Regions from separate parts of the Homo sapiens genome. Here region 1 is linked to region 2. A link is an interaction called in ENCODE POLR2A ChIA-PET data of the cell type or tissue named here. Cell type or tissue: OCI-LY7. All regions are shown on one strand.

Region 1 (2,500 bases), 140 kb before region 2:
GGTCACAGAATGCTTTGTGATGATGATGGCCAAGCCTAAAGTCTGTCAGTTCTTTGAGGACAGAGGCTGGGTCTTTCTCACCTTCCTTCACCCATGGCATCTAGCACAGCACTTTGCACATAATAAGTGCTCATCTAATGTGTTGGGCGAATGGCTCTCTTAAAGTCCCTTCCAGCTTCATGATGCCATAATTCTGTGGCCTCAGAGGTCCCACAGCAGTCAGATGGCTTAAGGTGCTGCTGGCAGACGGCGTGAAGGTGAACAGACATGGGGTTTTATGATATGCAAAATCACTCATGAACAACTAAACTGGAAACCAGGGAGGAGAGCATAATGAGCTTCCCTTCTTAGCTTAGATTTCTAGGAGAATCCTCAGGCATAACAACAGGAACACAGCCAGTGCAGCTGCCCCACGTGGATGATCAGAGGCGACGTCTTACTCTCCACAAAGCCAAGTTTGGTCAAGCTCCTCACAGCTGTTTCCCACAGAGAGGAAATCCCCTAAGTTCCCAGGCAGTGTAAACTGACCGTGTGTTTATAAAATAGACGCCATGCCCCAAGAACATGAAAACAGTCCAGATGCATGAACCTGCAATGCAGCAGTGATTCAAGACACTTGGGAGTAGGGAGGAGAGCGTGAGTGAGAGAACGCTTCAATGCCGAAGCAGAGTGGCTGTTCTCTGGAGAACACCCAAACTGATCTAAAGCCAAAGTTCAAAAAATAACAAACATGCAAGCCTTTTGAAAACAAATTGTGCCTAGATATCTTTGCAAGCTGAGTGGTCAGCCCTCAGACAGTGCTATGAGGGAGTGATTGCAGACCACCCAGCACCCAAGGAATTAGGGGCAGTTCATGCTGTCCCTGTGTCCAAGGGCTCCGAGAGCTCAGATTAAAATTCTTTCTGCCCAGCTTTTGCAAGATGGAACCAAAAGAGCCCACTTGTGAGAAGGCAGGGGATTGAGGAGGGTCCCCTCCTCCCAGTACGGACTGTGTGGTGCCTTCAGATGAGCTGTTTTGTTTCACGCTGAGCTGAGCTCACCTAGGCGATGACCTTGTGACAAGAATACCAGGCTGAGTCCAGATCAGCAAAGAGGGGACAGGAAGAGGAAGAGGAAGAGAGAAGCAAGTGCAGCCATGCGAAGCTGTGACTGACAGAAGCCAAGTCAGAACTGCTGGTTAACATAATTTTTAATCCTTCATCAGGGCTGGTAAAATGTTGACAAAGGAGAGTCCTTGTAGTGAATCTCTCAGTCTATTAAGAAAGCTGTTTCAGACCCAGGGACATAAGGCAGGTGTATTGGAGTCATCAGACTCTCTACAAAATATTAGTCATCAGCTCTGCAAAAACCCCGTGGGCTGCACTGGGGCGTGAGTCCCTCAAAGTTTAACTAAACATGGCAAACTGGATGTACACAGACAACCTTAATAGCTTCTGGGGATTCTGGAAAGAGCTGGGGACCGGCTCCCTTAAAAATCTACTCTAAGAAAATTCACCGCAGGCCCAGCGTGGCTCCTGACCTGGAGGATAACAATGATAATGGAAGTGCTGTTAAAAGTAAGAATGACTATGAGTTATTGAGTTTTTCATCTGCTCAGGCACCGTGCTGGGCCTACACAGTATCTCATTCAGTCCTACTAAGGACCATTACTGTCCCTTTCCTACCTAGGGGAAAAGGAGATTGAGAGAAGTCAAACCGCTTTCTCACGGTGACAGGGTAGGCGGTGGAGCCAGAATACAAATGCAGGGGCTCCAGCCTCAAAGCCCGTGCTCTCTGCTCACATTGGCCCACCCAGGACAGACGCTGTCGGGATGTCCTGGGGGTTTCACACTGTTAAGAAATAATAACGAGTGAGAGCCAAGGTGTACTCTGGATCTACCTGAAGCACCCAACTCACTCCCTTCCATGATGTGACTAACGGCGTTTCAGATCTGTTTGTGCTCCGACCTGACCTCAGGAAGCCAAAGTCCCCTGAGGTCTGGGGTGTGTATGCTTGGGGACCCGAAATTAGAGGCACACCTACCTAGGATTGAATGTAACGATCTAATCAAGAAAAGGTGTGTGTGTGTGAGCCAGAGTGAGAAAACGAGAGAGGGAGAGAGAGAGAAAGAGAGGGAGAGAGAGGAAGAGAGGCCCAGTTTGTTTTCCAGGGGACAGAAAAGGAACTGATGAAGGCCCTGAAAATTCAGTCCAGGCAACTCCATCCCCCTATCAGGCTCAACCCTCAGTAGTACCCCAGCTTTCCCTTCCCCACATCCTCCAAGCTCTTTCTCCTTAACAGCTAAAGACACCTTAGGCTGCCCAGAATGAAAAATATCCTGGAACTTAACAACAAAGGAGCTGCCATGTTCCACTGTATTTCTTTTCTTTTCTTTTTTCAGACAAGGTCTCACTCTGTTGCCCAGGCTGGAGTGCAGTGGTGTGATCTTGGCTCCCTGCAGCCTCGACCTCCTAGGCTCGAGTGATCCTCCTGCCTCAGCCTCCCGAGTACCTGGGACTA
Region 2 (2,500 bases):
AGTTTCCCTTGAGTACATTTATAGTCATTTTATTATCCTATAATAATATTTTTAGGTGCCAACCTAGTTGAAGGACATATTGAAATGTACTAAGGAAGTGATGTCTGACTAGCATGACATGTTTCATACTGCTGTATAATTTTATTTCTTAATTCAAATTGAGATAAAATTTAGTTTAGAAAATAAGTCTTCAAACTTAAAGATATTGCTACTAATGCTTAAGTAATAATAATCATAGCCACTTGTGAACAGGTGATATCCCTCTTTGAGATATTCATAGTATTTTATACATTTAATTTTTCATTGTCATCATTTCTATGGTTGTGAGGCAGGTGGAGCTGATGATACCATATTGAACATCTGACACCACATTTTAATGTCTACATTTAGATCCACCATAGGTCATGTGGTTTTCCTCCAACTTTGGAATTAAAGGAAGGTTAATGCTGGATGTTAACACAGTTAGTCTTTAAATGGGCACTGATGTTAGGTTGTAACATCTCCCCAGAAAAAAAAAATGGATATAGAGATTTACATGCCTTAGTTAACAGGAGAAGTATATAGTAGAACCAAGGGCATTTCGGTTGGTGTGAAATCTGGTGTGTTGGCTAAACTATCTCAAACATATCTTATAAATCTTATTACTTTTGAAAAGTTTGAAACAGGTTTTGATTTATAGGCCACTTATCTGAGTTATATATTTGATTGTAAATAAGAAAAATACTCTATAATGAATATAAACTACAGTTATAAGCATCTACTATGCATCAGAAAAGGGGCAAATCAATGTGTGGAGGATTTGAATTGGGTGCTGAAGGCTGAGAGGATGCAGACAGGAGAAAGGAAGCTCCCAGGAAGGAGGAATTTTGTGAACCAAACACAAGGTGGGAAAGCACAGCTCTTCTTCAGGGAATAATAAGCAAGTTGGCTTGTCTAGAGCAGAAGTTTCATTTCATTCATTTTATTAAAATGTATTCTGTGCCTACTCTGCACCAGGATTGTGGTAGTTTCCAGAAATACAAAGAGGAGTAAGACATAGATTCTATTCTCGACAGCACACAGTTTCATCGCAAAAACAGGTGCATAAATATATATGTAATTGGTGCAATAATAGAAATAAGGGTTGTGGTTGAGAAGACTAGCATTTCCTGGTGCCACTTCCCGCCAGACTCTGTGTCTGGCACTTTACATATGTTAGTGTGTCTGTGTGATCATTTTTAGTGACAACTAATGTCTGGGTTCTTTATGTACTCTGTAGAGTGTGAGATGATTTACATGCATTATTTCATTAGATCATCACCATTAACCAATGAGATAGATTGTTATAATCCCTAGCTTATTGATGGGAAAACTAATAGATACTTCTGAAGGACTTGTCCAAGGTCACAAAGCTGCTAAGTGACATAGCCTGAATTCTAAATGTGATTTAGTGCAGGTATGGGGGTGGGGGCAGGGATGAAGTTTGGGGTGGTGATGAGGTGATTTACTGTCCTGGGGGAATGTGATTTAGCACATCAAAACATAGATGATATCTGAGTCTGGTTCTGAAGGCTAGATAAAAGGAAATCAGTTTAAGGGCTATTGTTGCTGGAGGGAGAAGCAAAGGCTCAAAATGTGAGGAACTGCATGTCACATACCTGGAAATGTGGGCAGGAAGTGTGAAGACAAGAAAGCTGAAGAGAAGCTGGAGGAAGATGCAGGAACCAGGTTATAAAGTTCTTTTTTTTGAGATGGAGTTTCACTCTTGTTGCCCAGGCTGGAGTGCAATGACACAATCTTGGCTCACTGCAACCTCCACCTCCTGGGTTCAAGTGATTCTCCTGCCTCAGCCTCCCAAGTAGCTGGGATTACAGGCACCCTTCACCATGCCCGGCTAATTTTTTTTTTTGTATTTAGTAGAGACGGGGTTTCACCATGTTGGGCAGGCTGGTCTCGAACTCCTGACCCCAGGTGATCCACCCACGTTGGCCTCCCAAAGTGCTGGAATTACAGGCGTGAGCCACCATGCCTAGCCTTTTTTGTGCCAGGTACAGTGGTTCATGCCTGTAATCCCAGCATTTTGGGAAGCAGAGGCAGGGGGATCCCTTGAGCTCAACAGTTTGAGACTAGCCTGGGCAAGACAGTGAGACCCCCATCTCCACAAAAAATAAAATAAATTAACTGAGCATGGTGGCACATGCCTGAAGTCCCAGCTACTTGGGAGGCTGAGGCAGGAAGATCTCCCGAGCCCAGAAGGTCAAGGCTGCAGTGAGCCAAATTCATGCCACTGCACTCCAGCCTGGGTAACAGAGTGAGAGCTTGTCTCAGAAAAAAAAGAAAAGAAAAAAAAGAAATAAAAAAGAGTTTTTTTGAGCCACGCTAAGGAACTTAGACTTTGGTAGCAGGCAGTGATCCTTCAGAACTCTCTTTCTTTTTTTTTTTGAGATGGAGTTTTGCTCTTGTCACCCAGGCTGCAGTGCAGCGGCATGATCCCGGCTCACTGCAACCTCTGGCTCCTGGG

Evidence for each region. ChIA-PET counts read pairs that join two places held together with the same protein. Peaks named below come from ENCODE experiments on the same cell type or tissue, not always from the same donor. Only the 100,000 strongest peaks of a DNase experiment are listed, where the experiment ranks them.
Region 1: POLR2A ChIA-PET joins it to region 2 with 11 read pairs; 8 of 35 experiments call an interaction of 5 or more read pairs at or near these places.

What each region holds. Positions count from the first base shown.
Region 1 is chr11:111,415,922-111,418,421 of GRCh38, reverse strand. It overlaps LOC100132078 (a long non-coding RNA gene), which reads left to right and starts at 236. Exons shown (of 4, transcript NR_046085.1): 1 at 236-2,057; 2 at 2,382-2,500. It also overlaps a transcript of BTG4 not described here. RefSeq lists enhancers at 381-490, 1,541-1,610 and a silencer at 1,831-1,880. In OCI-LY7, no CTCF peak of the experiment used is centred here; DNase peaks (open chromatin) are centred at 491, 1,081 and 1,961; H3K4me3 peaks cover 2,458 bases; H3K27ac peaks cover 2,500 bases.
Region 2 is chr11:111,271,245-111,273,744 of GRCh38, reverse strand. The region is part of intron 2 of POU2AF2 (POU class 2 homeobox associating factor 2); the gene reads right to left. Among named protein-coding and RNA genes, the nearest start is that of POU2AF3, 26 kb to the left of the region's middle. In OCI-LY7, no CTCF peak of the experiment used is centred here; DNase peaks (open chromatin) are centred at 1,124 and 1,634; H3K4me3 peaks cover 1,737 bases; H3K27ac peaks cover 2,500 bases.